Linked DNA regions of Homo sapiens: region 1 is linked to region 2. A link is an interaction called in ENCODE POLR2A ChIA-PET data of the cell type or tissue named here. Cell type or tissue: OCI-LY7. All regions are shown on one strand. Links, peaks and the distances in the headings refer to the core of each region. The heading gives the core; the rest is flanking DNA. Region 1 has its middle 22 kb from the start of LSM14A. Region 2 overlaps CHST8 (carbohydrate sulfotransferase 8).

Region 1 (8,329 bases), core at 324-8,323, 380 kb before region 2:
CCAATTTAAACAATAACTCTTCATTCCCCTTTCCCCCAGCCCCTGGAAACCACCATCTTGCCTACTGTGGCTGTGAATCTGACCCCTCTGGGAACCTCATATAAGTGGTATTGGTCCTACAGTATTTGTCCTTTGGGTCCACCCTCTACTTTACATCTTTTTTTTTTTTTTTTTAATTTAATGACAGGGTCTTGCTGTCTATCACCTGAGCTGGAGTACAGTAGTGCAGTCATAACTCACTGTGGCCTCAAATTCTGATCTCAAGTGATCCTCCTGCCTCAGCCTTCAGAGTAGCTGGGGCTACAAGTACACACCAACATGAGCCTGGCTAAATTTTTTTTTGTTGTTGTTAGAGACAGGGTCTTTCTGTGTTGGTCTTGAACTCCTGACCTCAAATAATCCTGCTGTCTCAGCCTTCCAAAGTGCTGGGATTACTGGCATGAATCGCTGCACCTGGCTATTTAACATCTTTAATAATTCTGTTGAAATTATTTATTTTATTTTATTTTTTTTGAGACGGAGACTCGCTCTGTTGCCCAGGCTGGAGTGCAGTGGCTGGATCTCTGCAAGACACAGCTAACTTCAGATGGTGTGGCTTCAGGGGAAGATCACCTTCTTCCCGCACCATCCCCTTTCCAATTCCCATCCCTCTGAGAGCCACTTCCATCACCCAGTAAGATACCCCACATATGCTACCCTTCAATCCGTTCATGCAACCTGATCCTTCCTGGATGCCGGACAAGAACCTGGGTGCGAAAAGGGCAGGGGCTTGGATGCTGCTGTGAGGCCCATACAGAGCCTGCTCCCGCCAGAACTTGGTTCTAGCGTTTGTTCCCTCTGGTTCCCACACTCGCTTGCTCACACGCTCCCTCTTGCAAGGAGTGGCCAGCGGCAGGCTGAGCGAAATGAGCCACTCCAGTTCTCGCCCATGAAGGGGGTGAAGGTCAAGGGAACAAATCCCATCTCACCACCACGCCACACTAATTTTTAAATTTTTTGTAGAGACAAGATCTCACTCTGTTGCCCAGACTGGTCTTGAACACCTGGCCTCAAGCAATCCTCCTGCCTTGGCCTCCCAAAATGCTGGGATTACAGATGTGAACCACTATGCCTGGCCTCTTGTCTTTTTGTTCTATTCAGGGTCTCAATAGATTGGATGATGCCCACCCACATGGGTGAGAGTAATCTTTACTCAGTCACCTGTTTCAAATGCTAATCTATTCCAGAAGCATCTGCACAGACACACCCAGAAATAATGTTGTACCAGTGATCTGCCCATCCCTTAGCCTAGCCAAGTTGTCATGAAAAACCAACCATCACAATCTGTCAAAGGAAAGCAATGCCATGACAGTATTGGGAATCATGATCCAATGAGAAGACTTTGCATGTCATGAGATAACAACTAGCACATTGATGTCACTGGTATTAATGCTCTCTTATAAGCATTTTATCACTTGATCGTCATACTACCTGTGTTGTACAGGAACCAGTATCACCAAGTTCCTCTCTCGATAGTGGGGGCACTAAGGGCTGGGGAAGGTGATAGTCTTGACTTGAGGTGGTTGACGGCTGGGTCAAGATTTGTACCACAAGTTTTAAAGTCCAAGCCTCAGCTCTCTTATTACAGCACCCAGTTACAAAAGAAATTAATGTACTCAATATCTGATTCGGCTCTACCTCTTTGTGTGCAAAATTCCTGCTTTGCCCAACTTCTTATCATGAATAATTATGTGTTCTGATGGTGGCCTGAGTCAATGAAGAGACAAATAAGTAAATTATGCTAAGGAATGGGCCTAACTATTGGCAAATAAAATGATAGAGTAATTAATCAATATATTATTGCAAAACACTTTCATAAAATTGCTTTTTCTCTAGAGACTGAAAGTATTAAAAGAAACAACTTTTGGAGTTTATGGAAAGCAATTTTAGGATAAAAGTAAAAACACTGAGCAAAATAATGAAAAGAACAGTTACTATATTATAATAATTATGTAAATTACGTAATTTACATTATGTAGCTCTTAAAATTATAGGATGCCTTGCTACAAGTACTATATTATTGAAAGTGATATTTAGAGCAATAGCTGTCACTTACTTTTTGAGATTGTGAAAAGTTAGAAATATTTCATGGGATCACATTTTAAAGAATTGCTCAATGGGTGCAGCACACCAACATGGCACATGTATACATGTGTAACTAACCTGTGTGTTGTGCACATGTACCCTAAAACTTAAAGTATATATAAAAAAAAAGAATTGCTCATCTTTCTGGATACACTTGAGTGCTTATGCGACCTGGGTACCATATTGGTGTTACTTTGTTAGCTGGAATTCCAAAGCATCTTGGACGTGAGCGTGCAGTAGTGTTGGTAGGATGGTAACTCCTACAACATTGTGTTGCTTCATAGTGCTCTGGGTACAGGGAATGTGCCTTCAGGCCCTGTGCTGATCAGATGGCAGAGATGGGGTAGTCATGGTAGTGGGGTGGTGGTGGTGGTGTGTGTGTTCAGTGAATGAGAGGAGAGCAGGAAACCTCCAAAGGTCTTAATGCTGCCGCAAGGGATGAATTTGTTGTTCATATATCAAGAGGTTAAAGGAAATTAGATCGACTATAAAGAAAAGACATTCCACAAAAAACAACAGATGTTGGCAAAGATGCAGAGAAAAGGGAATGTTTGTACTCTGTTAGTGGGAATGTAAATTAGTACAACCTTTATGGAAAACAGTATAGAGATTTCTCAAAGAACTAACAATAGAACTACCATTCCATCCAGCAAACCAACTGTGGGTAAATACCCAAAGGGAAATAAATCATATCAAAAAGACACCTGCACTCGTATGTTCCTTACAGCACTGTTCACAATAGCAAAGTCATGGATCAATCTAAGTGTCCATCAGCGGAGGACTGGATAAAGAAAACGTGGTATATGTACACCATGGAATACTACTCAGCCCTAGAAAAGGATGAAATCATGTATTTTGCAGCCACATGGGATGGAGCTGGAGGCCATTGTTATTTTTTTTGTTTTTTTTGGTTTTTTTTTTTTTTGAGATGGAGTCTTGCTCTGTCACCCAGGCTGGAGTGCAGTGGCACGATCTTGGCTCATTGCAACCTCCGTCTCCCAGATTCACATGGTTCTCCTGCCTCAGTCTCCCAAGTAGCTGGGATTACAGGTGTGGGCCACCATGTCTGGCTAATTTTTTTATTTTTAGTAGAGATAGGGTTTCACCATGTTGGCCAGGCTGGTCTTGAATTCCTGACCTCAGGTGATCCACCCGCCTCGGCCTCCCAAAGTGCAGGATTTCAGGCATGAGCCACCATGCCTGGCCTGGAGGCCATTGTTCTAACAGAAATAACTTAGAAGCAGAAAGTGAAATACTGTGTATTCTTATAAGTGGGAGCTAAACAATGGGTGCATATGGACATACAGAGTGGAATAATAGACATTGGAGACTCCAGAACGTGGGAGAGTGGGAGGGGGATGAGGGTTGAAGAATTACCTGTTGGGTACATTGTTCATTATTCGGGTGATGGGTACGCTACACGCCCAGACTTCACTATGACGAAATATATGTATTTAAGGAATCTGCACTTATACCCCTTAAATGTATATTAAAAAAAGGAAGAAGGAAAGAGAAAAGAGATTCCAGAAGTAGAGGGTGGGAAGACGGAGGAACTGGCCAGTTTGGGGTCTTCTCTGCTCTGTTGTTGAGAAGCTGAGCACCAAGGCTGGGGTCTGGTGCTGAGCTGAGTGGCTGCAGGCAAGGGGAGGCTGGGAGGCATGGCCCAGGAATTGCTCCGGACTCTCCCAGGGGAGATGTGGAGATAGAAGCCAGCCTGCAGACTCCCTTCCCTGGTGAACATCTGTGGGGACCAGGCCAGCCTGGCTAAGGCTGTTCTGAGAAGCGTTTGTGCTTTCACACAGGCTGCCCCTTGCATTATGGGCAGGGGCAAAGTGCAAATGGAGATGACATACCATGTGTCTAAATGTCTAAAAGTTAGAATTCTAGGCCAGGTGCGGTGGTTCATGCCTGTAATCCCAGTACTTTGGGAGGGCAAGGTGGGTGGATCACCTTAGGTTAGGAGTTTGTGACCAGCCTGGCCAACGTGGTGAAACCCTGTTTCTACTAAAAATACAAAAATTAGCCGGGCCTGGTGGTGCACACCTATAGTCCCAGCTACTTGGGAAACTGAGGTGGGAGAGTCGCTTGAACCCGGGAGGCGGAGGTTACAGTGAGCCAGGATCACACCATTGCACTCTAGCCTGGGTGACAGAGTGAGACTTCATCTCAAAAAAAAAAAAAAAGAAAAGAAAAGAAAAATTAGAATTGTAGCTGGGCTGGTGGCTTACACGTATAATCCCAGCACTTTGGGAGGCTGAGGTGGGAGGACCACTTAAGCCCAAGAGTTCCAGACCAGCCTGGGCAGTATGGCCAGACTCTGTCTCTACAAAAACTTAAAAAACATTTTTTTTGTCAAGACAGGGTCTTGCTCTGTCACCCAGAGTGGAGTGCAGTGATGCAATCACGGCTCACTGCAGCCTTGAACTCCTAGGCTCAAGCAATCCTCTTACCTCAGCCTCCCGAATAGCTGGGACTAAAAGCATGCATCACCACGTTGGCTAATTTTTTTTTATTTTTTCAAGATGGAGTCTCGCTCTGTCACCCAGGCTGTAGTCCAGTGGCACAATCTTTTCTCACTGCAACCTCTGCCTTCTGGGCTCAAGCAATTCTACTGCCTCAGACTCCCAAGTAGCTGGGATTACAGGTGTGTGCCACCATGCCTGGCTAATTTTTGTATTTTTAGTAGAGGCAGTGTTTCACTATGTTGGCCAGGCTGGTCTTGAACTCCTGACCTCAAGTGATCTGCCCATCTCGGCCTCCCAAAGTGCTGAGATAACAGCCGTGAGCCACCACACCTGGCCTGTGCCAGCTAGGAAAAGCAAATTTTTTTTTAGGGACAAAATTTTACCATGTTGCCCAGGCTGGTCTTGAACTCCTGGGCTCAAGCAATCTGCCTGCCTCAGTCTCCCAAAGTGATGAGATTATAGGTGTGAGCCACTGTGCCTGGCCAAAACAATTTATTTTTATTTTTATTTTTTATTTTATTTATTTATTTATTTTGAGATGGAGTTTCACGCTGTTGCCTAGGCTGGAGCGCAGTGGCGTGATCTTGGCTCCCTACAACCTCTGCCTCCTGGGTTCAAGTGATTTTCCTGCTTCAGTCTGCTGAGTATCTAGGACTACAGGTGTCCACCACCATGCTAGGCTATTTTTTTTTTTTTTGTATTTTTATTAGAGATGGGGTTTCACCATTTTGGCCAGGCTGGTCTTGAACGCCTGACTTCAAGCGATCTGCCTGCCTTGGCCTCCCAAAGAGCTGAGATTACAGGCGTGAGGCATTGCACCCGGCCTCTAAAAATTTTTTAAAAAATTAGCTAGGCATGGTGACGCATGCCTTTGGTCTTAGCTACTTGGGAGGCTGCGGTGGGAGGATTCCTTGAATCTTCACCTGCACTCTTGCAGACACTTCAGCTTGTGTATCCACATCTGCCCTCAAAACAGCCACCTTGGCCGGGTGCAGTGGCTGACAAGGCCATGAGAATCACTTGAACCTGGGAGGCGGCGGTTGCAGTGAGCTGAAATCGTGCCACTGCACTCCAGCCTGAGCGACAGCGCCAGACTCAATCTCAAACAAAGCAAAACAAAACCCAGCCACCTCTTAGTCTAGGGAAAACATACACCCACATGGCAATATGATGCCCCTCAGGATACAGCATGCAGGAAAGAGAGGCCTACCCTGGAAACAGACTGGAGGCTGTTTGGGCATGGAACTCTGGAGGTTTTGGGGGCTGGGACATGGGTTAGAGTCAGGGGCCAAATCTGGCCCTTCACTTGTTTTTTGTAAATAAAATTTTATTGGAATATAGTCATGCTAATTCATTTATGTGTTATCTGTAGCTGCTTTCAGGCTACGATGGCAAAGTCAAATTGTGACACAGACCACTTGGCCTGCAAATCCTAAAATATTTACTCTCTGGTCCTTCAGAGAAAAAATTTGCCAACCTGTGCTCCAGAAGGTGGCAGTGGGCAGACTCCAATGGGTTTGACCCCTTGGCTGTGAACTTGAGAGCAAGGCTTGGGGAGGGTATCAGAGTGGACTTCCCTAAAGTAGGGGAAGCCCCAACCCAGAATCTGACTATGAGGAAACATCAGACAAAGCGAAATTGAAGGACATTCTACTAAAACAATAGGCTTGTACTCTTCAAAATGTCCATGTCATGAAAGGAAAAATAAAAAAAGTTAAAGAAGCATTCCAAATTAAAGAAGACAAAAGAGGGCCCAGCGCAGTGGCTCATGCCTGTAATCCCAGTACTTTGGGAGGCTGAGGCCAGCAGATCACTTGAGGTCAGGAGTTCGAGACCAGCCTGGCCAACATTGCTAAACCCCATCTCTACTAAAAATACAAAAAATAGCTGAGTGTGGTGACAGGCACCTATAATGCCAGCTACTTGGGAGGCTGAGGCATGAGAATCACTTCAACCCGGGAGGTGGAGGTTGCAGTGAGCAGAGATTGGGCCACTGCACTCCAGCCTGTGAGACAGAGTGAGACTCTGTCTCAAAAGAAAAGAAAAGAAGAATCATTTTGGCTGATGTAACTTATGCAATCCCCACTAGTGGTCTTCTTGGGCTTATTCAAACTCACGAGATGACCAGGAGTCACATTCAGAGTATTTAGAAGGATGAAGCGCAGGGGCCCTAGCTGTTATCAAAGCGGCTTCCTTCAGGTAGTCATTCCTCTAATCTAGTGTCCTTGATGCAGTTCACTCAGTAGATACAAGGAGACAGGCGAGATCTACACTGGGCCTTTAGGAGAGCTGCCCTAAATGATGGCTTCATCAATTTTTTTGAGACAGGGTCTCACTCTGTCACCCAGGCTGGAGTGCAGTGACACAATCGTGGCTCATCACAGCTTCTAACTCCTGGGCTCAAGCGCTCCTCCTGCCTCAGCCTCCCCAGTAGCTGGGACCACAAGTGCATGCCTCCATACCTGGCTAATTAAATTTTTTTTTTTTGTACAGATGGAGTCTCACTATGTTCCCCATGTTAGTCTCGAACTCCTGGGCTCAAACAAGCCTCCTACCTCAACCTCCCAAAGTGCTGGGATTATAGGCATGAGCCACTGCTTCCAGCGTTCCTGATTTAAAAGCCCGATGCCTCACAGGAGACCATCCCATAACAATTCCATAAACATAGCTTCCAGGGTCTCTGCAAGGGACATGCCCAGTTACAAAAATTCCACACTCAGAAAGCAAAAACTGGTATAAATACCACATACGACTACCTGGTGATTCCAGGTACAAGGTACCAATGATCATTTTTACTCTAAGCAATGTTGCCTAGCAACGTAGTTGACACATGCTTTCAGGGAACTAACCCTAAGGTTAGATTCTCATGCAGAAGCATTTTGTTAAACTTTTGCCAGTGGTGTACCTCCAAGACTTTGGTTAACACCTTTAACAAAAAAGGACAAGTTCAGGCTGGGTGCGGTGGTTCATGCCTGTAATTCCAGCACTTTGGGAGGCTGAGGCAGGAGGATTGCCTGAGCCCAAGAGTTCAAAACCAGCCTGGGCAACATGATGAGACCCTGTCTCTACAAAAAAATTAGCCAGGTATGGTGGCATGCGCCTGTAGTCCCAGGTACTGGGGAGGCTGAGGCAGGAGAACTGCTTGAGCCCAGGAGTTTGAGGCTGCAATGAGCTATGATCACACCACTGCACTTCAGCCTGGGTGACATAGTGAGACTGTCTCAGAAAAACAAAAAACAAACAAACAAAAAAACAAGTTAGTACATTTGGTGATCATCAGGATTTGTATTTCTATTTCTATTCCCCAATGGGATGTCCCCCCATATGCTGGGCAACTGAAATAGTTTTTGCCATTAGTTTTTATAATGCATGCAATACTCCTTTTATTCCGTGAATTCTAAGCATTTTTTCTTTTCTTTTCTTTTCTTTTCTTTCTTTCCCTTTCTTTTTCTTTCTTTCCTCTCTCCTTCTCTCTTCTTTTCTCTCCTTCTCTCTTCTTCTCTTCCTTTCTGATGGAGTCTCACTCTGTCACCCAGGCTGGAGTGCAGAGGCGCGATCTCAGCTCACTGCAACCTCCCCCTCCTGGGTTCAAGTGATTCTCATGTCTCAGTCTCCCGAGTAGCTGGGATTACAAGCGTGTGCCACCACACCCCGCTATTTTTTTTTTTTTTTAAAGTAGAGACAGGGTTTCTCTATATTGGCCAGGCTGGTCTCAGACTCCTGGCCTCAAGTGATCCACC
Region 2 (8,329 bases), core at 165-8,164:
TAGCGGATCTGCCACATGGCTCCCAGGGAACTGCTTATGGGCTGCTGGCTGTGGACATCCAGGCTGGAGGGATCTTGGGGTAGGCTCTAGGGAAAGGCAGCTTAGGGCATGGCTCAGTGCTGGAGCCCCTCCATCCCCTACCCATGCAGAAAATGGGGACGCAGCAAACATGTGGTCCCACTGGCTCGCAGCTGAGGCTCTCTTCTCTGCATCACGCCTGCCTCCTGATGTGATCTACAAGGTCTGGAAAGGCACCCTGCCCAGGTGTGCCCATACCTGCCCTGTGGAGCAGCCAGGACTCTCACAGGCCACCTCCTCCTGCACCCCACCATGTCATTAAGTCACAGGGAAAGGACCCTTCAGAAAGCTCGATCCACTCTCTCTCCACACCCCATCAGCCATGCCCCAGTTCTGGCCACTGTGGATTCTCTATGCTTGGAATATGATTCACACCCACACCTTTGCACACACCAGGCCTAGGAATGGAACGTGCTTCTTCTCCTCTTGCTACAGGAAGTTCCCTAACCTGGGCATTTGCTTTGTGATCTTGGCCTTCTCAGCTGGCTCTGGAGTTCTGGGGTGAGCTAAGCATATCTTGCTCGCCCTGGTCTCCCCCAAAGCCCTAAGCAGCGCCCAGGTAGAGGGTAATTGTCCAGCGTTAACTTACTGATGACCTCAGGAAGACACAGAGAGACCAGTGCATCAATGGCCATGCTCTGGAACGCCCCCTCTGCCTACCAAGGAGGCCCATGCCTGGGCTGGGCTCACCTAAGAAGCAAGCTCTGGTGAGGTGAACCTTTGGCCAGAGCAGAATATTCTGTGTCATACCTCATTTGGTCTGCTTTGGGGGAAAGTCGCAGGAGGACAAGGAGATTCCCTTTGGGGGGAATCTATTTAGAAGCTGGAGCCTCCTTCCCCAGTCCCTACCTGGCCACCGAGGAATCAGGGGCTCTTTCTGCTCCAGTACCATGTGGGTGGACATTTTCGTCCTGAGGCTCTGCCAAAAGCCATGGTCACCATCAGAGCCAGCTATCCCTTAAGGAGAGAGCTGGATCTTCTGGCTGGCGCGCCGGGGCACCATGCCCGACCACACCTGAGCAAATCCTGGCTGCTGCCTGCGGGAGGGGGGTTCCAGTGTCCCACCACTTTCCTGGCTGTCTCCACGTCCTGGGCAGAGGTCCAGTGGCAGGAGCCCAGCTGGTGAAGGGATCTCCAGGTCTTCCCTGAGCCAGAGATTCTGTGGATTTCTCCATGAGGTCCAGTTTTACAGACTCAGCCACTGCCATGCCCCAGACAATGTAAGGCTGAGGCCGTGCCCGCACGTCTCCTTCAGTCATTAGCAGGCCAGGAAGGAGATGCAAGGTCAGCCCTGGAATGGACAGCCTGAATTCCCTGAGCTTGCCCGAACCTTCCTCAAGTCCCAAGAGAGGCAGAAATGCAGGCAGAACTGGGACACATTTCATCTTTCTTCCGCTTGTCCCTTTGGGCTGGGAACAAGGGTATGCTCTCCCCTGGGCAAAGGGCAGAGTGTCCCCATCTTCCTGGGCACTCCCAAGCTTATGTGCACATGCGTGCATGTGGGGGATCTTTGAAACAGGCCTTCTAGACTCTTCCCTGGAGACTGAGGGGAAGCTCCAAGTAGACCTGGCTGCACCCTTCAGGGTGTGGGGTGTAAGTAGCAGGTGCCTGGCCTGAGAGAGGAGTCTTTAGAATCAAGCTGCTCATTGCCACCCCCTGCCATGCCCAGAGTCTATTTCCCTCCTTGACAGCCACCCCCTCCTCTTCCCCATCCCATCATTACTGCAGCTGTCCCAGCACGAGCCTCCAGAGCTCCTTTCTCTCCCGCAGCCGATGATGACAGCTCCCTTCACTAGAAGGGACCCGCTGCACCACTTGGTTTTCCTCTACTCTGCCAGATTTCCTTAATTATTTTCTTCTGGTTATGGCAGCTGGCTCTGCTAAACCACCTCTCCTCCTCAGAGTCTCAGATATGGGAAATCACTCTGCTTGTCACTCCTGTCATCTCATCAAGGTGTGACGGTGCTTATATATTCCTTTTCTAAAGCAAATGAGTCATGCCAGATTTGGCCAAGAGTGGGGCTGAGAAGCCACTTCCAAAAGGGATCCTGCCAGTCGGGGGGAAGATGGAAGGCCATGTGCTTGTTGAGGTTGCAGCCCCTGAGGCCATGACCTCCCACTGGCACTGTCCCCACAGCCTCGGAGGGCAGTGGGCTGTGGTCCTGTTCCATTTTACCTGTGAGGACTGGACAGGGGGACACTGTCTCCTGGACCTCTGGACTCTGAGCCTAAGCTTCTGGGGCTGTCCCACTCTAATGCTCGCTGAGCTAGAGCCCTTGGCATTAACTAGAGGAAAAGTTCCTTCTAGACAAAGCCTGGGGCTGGGCGAGTCTCCTGATTTCCTGTTTACATGTGTCCATAAAGCCAACCTGCCTGCAACTTCCTCCTTTGAAAGGAAAAATTGCCTTGTGGAGAGTAAGAGAGATCAGTAACATCTTAAGTAGAGCCTGAGTTTGCCATAAGCTATTCCCAACCCTTAGACTTACGGCAGCTTATCAGGCAAAGATTAGACCTATCCCCACAAGCTCACTTTAACATTTTTAAAAATTTACTGCCGGGCACGGTGGCTCATGCCTGTCATCCCAGCACTTGGGAGGCTGAGATGGGCTGATCACTTGAGTCCGGGAGTTCGAGACTAGCCTGGCCAATATAGTGAAACCCGATCTCTACTAAAAATACAAAAAAATTAGCTGGGTGTGGTGGTGCATGCCTGTTATCCCAGCTACTCAGTAGGCTGAGACATGAAAATTACTTGAACCCAGGAGGCAGAGATTGCAGTGAGCTGAGATCACACCACTGCACTACAGCCTGAGCAACAGAGTGAGACTTTGTCTCAAAAAAATAAAATAAAATAAAGAAAAAGAAAAAAAATTTACATTTATTTTAGAAATAGTTAGAGATGGGGTCTTGCTATGTTGTCCAGGCTGGTCTCAAACACCTGGCCTCAAGAAATCCTCCTGCCTCGGCCTCCCAAAGGGCTGGAATTATAGGTGCGAGCCACCATACCTGGCTACAAGTTCACTTTCGAATAAAGAAGAAACGTAATGAAGGAAATCTAAAGGGACCTCCCCTTTGCCGTGAACCTAGTGTCCCCACTAGGAAGAAAACTGCTCTTCCATGCACCAGTCAGATAAAGGCTGAAGCAAAAACCACTGCTGGCTCTGGGCAAGTGAAAACCAGGAGAAACCTTAGGTATCCTGGGGCAGGGGTCTGCACATCCCCAAGTGGGCTGCACGTCAGGACCCTGGACAGCTCCATCAGCGCTCAGGGAAGTACAGCTAAGGGCTCACGAGGATGAGGAAGGTTTGCCACCAGGGGTCAGTGGTACCAGTGCCGTGGGGGGCACTTATGGGTGGGAAGGAGTTTTGGCCTCAGTATAACCACCTCCAGCCCCTCTCAAGCCCCCAAATAAAACGTACAATCTAGATAACATCAGTGGCCTTGCAGAGCAACTCCAGCCACAACCCACCTCCTCTTCCATCCAACGCCACCAATGCTGCCACGCACCTTCCCTGCCTCCCCACCTCCACCCCTGCGACAGAATCCAAGACCAACCACGCACACCCCACTTTCGGTGTCTTGAGTTACCTCTCTTCTCCTGTCAATATAAGGTTCACAATCTGTAAGGGAGCTCCATCCCCCCGCACAGTAAGAAATAAACAAGCACTTTCTCTTTCTGGACAGATGACATGCGTGGAGTGGCTGGAACACATGCGCTATGATAAGAGCATCGGTGAGAATAAACAAGGCGTGAGTTATGGGCACTGCCAAATGTGTTCCACAGTGTGAACTCTTCATTGGCTGAAGTTCTCAGCGTTTAGCTGAAAAGCCTCCTGATTGAGGAGAGGCAGAGACTGATGAGTGTGTGAGGCCAGTTTCTTAGTCATCAGGCCTGGGTTTGGGGCAGAGTTGGGGAGGAGGCTATACCAGCATGTCCAAGGAGAAGGGTCTCTTGCCCGCTCCTCTCTAGGCTCACAGGAGGAAGACCTGCAGGGTGCCACACAAAAGCCCCAATCCCCACTGCCCAGGAGCCATGGAGGGTGGTAACTGGGGAGCAGCCTTTTGGTCAGGCCCTGTAGACAGGCAGCACTGACAGGTGAGGACAGGACCCAACTGCCTCGAATGAGCCCTTGGCCTCCCCCAGCCCCAGGTGGCTCACTCTTGGGAGAATGACGGCTGCATTGGCTGCTCATGTCCCAGCCCCGAGCCCTGATGGGCGATGATGCTAGTGTCCCGCCACTCCCATCACTGCGACTGTCCTTAAAGAGTCAAATCTGCAGAGGGACAGGCATGGGAGAGAACTGGGGAAGGAGGGCAGGAGCGGCCATGCCAGTCCCAGGTCCCTGTCTGTGGTGGAGTTTGAGTCGTGCTTCTTGGTCTTTTGGGATTTCCTGATGGGGCCGTTTGTGTGGCCGCGTTTCCATGTGCCCGGGGCTTCTGGTGGCTGAGTCTGCTGGCAGGTTGCCCCACACCCATTGGCGCTGTCCACTCCACGTCCACTTCCATTGCCCAACAGGCCAGGGAGCCTCCAGGGCTTTTGGCTGCTTCTCTTGGCTCAGGCTGGCCCGACTGGGGGTGGGGAGTTCCCTGAAGGCAAGGTCCCGACTGCATCTTGGTCCTCAGCACGTGCAGTACCCGGATTCTGAGCTTCGGCTCCACCTGGACTCCTTACAGTGGCATCTGGTGGGATGAACACTGTTGTCCCGGACAGCCCAGGCTGCCGGCCTCTGCCCTGCTGCTTCCATGCCCCCATTAGGAAGAAGCAGCTCCCACACCTAAGGTGCACACAAGAAAGGCCTCCGAGCCCTGGGGCAGCCCCACAGCTGGTCACGCACCTGACCTCACAGTGCAGTGCTGAGCTACAGATGGCCTGCCCCGAGTGCAGGGTGCTGGCAGGAGAGAAGGTGGGCGGGTTGGGGGAGAGAGGCCTGAGGGAAATGCCAGGCTCCACTCCATGGGAAGTATGAAGGGTTCTGAATGGGGGGGTGGCATGCTAGTTAGGGTTATCAGAGAGACAGAGAGCCCACAGGTGATATATATGGAGGCGGGAAAGAGACGGAGAGAAAGAGAGAGGGAAGGGAGAGGTAGAGGTGGAGGAGGGGAGAAGGAGAGAGGGAAGCGAGACAGGGAGAGGAGAGAAGGAGGAAAGGAAGAAGAAGAGAGAGAGAGGAGAGAGCGAGACGGGTTGATTTTAAGAAACTGGCTCATGTGATTCTGGGGGCTGGCAATCTAAAATCTGCCAGCAGGCCGGAGACCCAGGGAAGACCTGGTGCCGCAGCTTGCATGGGAAGGAGGTCCGAGACTCCCTCCTACTTGGGGAACTTCACTCTTTTCTCTTCAGGCCTACAACTAATTGGATGAAGCCCACCCACATTGTGGAAGGTCATTTCCTCTACTCAAAGGCTACACATTTTACAGCAAATCACATCTAAAAAATGCCTTCCTGGCCGGGCGTGGTGGCTCACACCTGTAATCCCAGCACTTTGGAGGCTACGGCAGGTGGATCGCGAGACCACAAGAGATCAAGACCATCCTGGCCAACATGGTGAAACCTCGTCTCTACTAAAACACAAAAATTAGCTGGGCATGGTGGTGTGTGCCTGTAATCCCAGCTACTCGAAAGGCTGAGGCAGGAGAATCGCTTAAACCCAGGAGGTGGAGGTTGCAGTGAGCGGAGATCGCGCCACTACACTCTAACCTGGCAACAGAGTAAGACTCCGTCTCTCTCTCTCTCTCTCTCTCTCTCTCTGACACACACACACACACACACACACACACACACACACACACAAAGACTGGCATTTGTCTAAACCCTGTGGCACCATGGCCTAGGCAAGGTGACGTATATAATTAACCATCACGGGAGGTGCTTTGGTTTGTTCCTGCAGCTGCTGTAACAAAGTATCCCAAACTGGGAGGCTTAAAATGACAAAAATGTGTTCTCTCACAGTTCCGAAGGCTAGATGTCTGAAATGAAGGTGCCAGCAGGGTCACACTCCCTCCACTGCCTCTTGGGTACGGGCTGATGCTTCCTCGACTCTTCCAGCTTTCGACAGCCCAGGCGTTCCTTGGCTTGCAACAACAGAAGATCAATCTCTGCTTCGTCTTCACACAGCTGTTGCACACGTGTGTCTCTTCTCCTCTTCTTATAAGGACACCAGTCATATTAAAATAGGGCCCACTCAACCAACCCAAATGCCCATCAATCAACGAGTGGATAAAGAAACTCTGATATATATATATATATATATGATGGAATAGTACTTAGCCATAAAAAGGAATGAATTAATGGCATTCGCAGCCACCTGGGTGAGACTGGAGACTATTTTTCTAAGTGAAATAACTCAGGAATGGAAAACCAAACATTGTATGTTCTCATTCATAAGTGGGAGCTGAGCTATGAGGATGCGAAGGCATAAGAATGATACAGTGGATTTTGGGAACTCGGGGAAAGGGTGGGAAGGGGGTGAAGGATAAAAAACTACAAATTGTGTGCAGTGTACACTGCTCCAGTTATGGGTACATCAAAATCTCACCATTCACCGCTAACTAAAGAACTTAGGTAATCAAACACCACCTGTTCCGCAGAAACCTATGGAAATAAAATGTTTTTAAAAAGGGCCCACTCTAGTGGCCTAACTTGATTACATCGGCAAAGACCCTACAAGGTCACAGTTTACAAGCACAGGGAGCTGGGATTGAGCATTTTTTGAGGGTGGGGCGGGCACCCAATTTGACCCAGTACAGACAGGGTCTCATGTGATCTCATGGGGCTTTAAGAGTGTTTTTTTGTTTGTTGTTTGAAGAGACAAAGTCTTGCTCAGTCACCCAGGCTGGAGTGCAGTGGCATAATCCTGGCTCACTGCAGTCTTGAACTCCTGGGCTCAAATGATCCTCCCGCTTTGGCCTCGCAAAGTGCTGGGATTACAGCCATGAGCCACCACGCCCAGCTGGATGTTCTGAAGACAGGGCAGGATAGCCTGAAGGAGGTGAAGAAACAGCTCGTCTGCTGGTTTAGATCGCCTGCTGATCAGTAGTGAAGGGTTGTTGGTTCTCGGTGTGTTTGGGGCAGGGCCTGTGTCATGTCCATCTGTGTCATTCTGGCACAATGCCCATCAATGCCTGTGGAAAGGCTGGTGCTTTCTGGACTGAGAGCTGGCCTTGGACATGAGGAAGGGTATGGGGCTTCCCAGAAGCTGGGCCCAGGGTTCTGGCTGGAGCCTCCCAGCTGGGAAGGGCCCACGCATCTGGGCAGCAGGTGCCAGCCCCCTGGCTAGATGCAGACAGGGGCAATCCCACTGGAGGAGTCTGTCCACCCCCAGCCCTGGCTGGGTGGCCATGAAGACTGGCTCTGCCAGCTCCTTTCACCATCCACAGTATGCCAGGCCGGGGCCTGCTTTGGGACCGGGCCACACCTTCTCTGGCTCCTCTCCCACCGGCTCAGGCTCTGCCCTTGTGAGGTCTCCACTGCCCCAGGGCTGAGGGACACATTGTCCCCATGGGCCTCTGACTGCCTCACTGTGAACTGCATCCTCCATCTGAGGCAGGCTGTTCATATGCAAATTAGATGCAAAACTGAAGTTTCAACACATGCAGCAATGAGCGGGCAGCCTGGACTCCTGGGCACAGAACGCCCGGAAAAAAGCCTCACCCAAGGGCTTCAATTCTCATCTGTGTTCATGGGAAAATCCAACTTCTTACATTCTCTGCTGGGTCCCCAGGGCACAGCCTGGAGACCAGCCTCTGTCACAGTCACGGCCACCTGCTGCCCTAGGACACGGGACAGGTACGTGGGGTTCCAGGTGGCAGGGCTGCCCCAGCACAGGAGCCGGCTGTTCCTGGGCCCTGATGACAGCTCTGTGGTCAGAGTGTGGACTTCGAGGGGAGGCAGCAGTCAGGCCAGACACACTGGAGAGCTGCATCAGACTGGTCATGTATTGGCCTCTCTCCTCCAGCTTTGGCCTCTGGGTGGGGGGCTTCTTCCCCTAGGCTCTGAGATGATCAAACTCAGTCACAGTGACCTTTGGCTCAGACCAGAGCAAAGGCTTACTCCCTCCCTCTGTGGACCACGCGGAGGACCACCCTGGAGGGTCCATGTGGAGTTGTAGTTTTTAATGCAGGCTTAGCACATCAAAAATTAGAAGACAGGCCAGGCGTGGTGGCTTACACTTGTAATTCTAGCACTTTGGGAGACTGAGGCGGGCAGATCATCTGAGGTCAAGAACTTGGCCAACGTGGTGAAACCCTGTCT

The links. Peaks named below come from ENCODE experiments on the same cell type or tissue, not always from the same donor. Only the 100,000 strongest peaks of a DNase experiment are listed, where the experiment ranks them.
Region 1: POLR2A ChIA-PET joins it to region 2 with 9 read pairs; 4 of 35 experiments call an interaction of 5 or more read pairs at or near these places.

Annotation. Positions count from the first base shown.
Region 1 is chr19:34,146,259-34,154,587 of GRCh38, reverse strand. No RefSeq gene overlaps it. Among named protein-coding and RNA genes, the nearest start is that of LSM14A, 22 kb to the left of the region's middle. In OCI-LY7, for the core only: no CTCF peak of the experiment used is centred there; no DNase peak of the experiment used is centred there.
Region 2 is chr19:33,763,054-33,771,382 of GRCh38, reverse strand. The region is part of intron 3 of CHST8 (carbohydrate sulfotransferase 8); the gene reads right to left. Among named protein-coding and RNA genes, the nearest start is that of KCTD15, 30 kb to the left of the region's middle. RefSeq lists an enhancer at 7,432-8,036. In OCI-LY7, for the core only: no CTCF peak of the experiment used is centred there; a DNase peak (open chromatin) is centred at 3,342.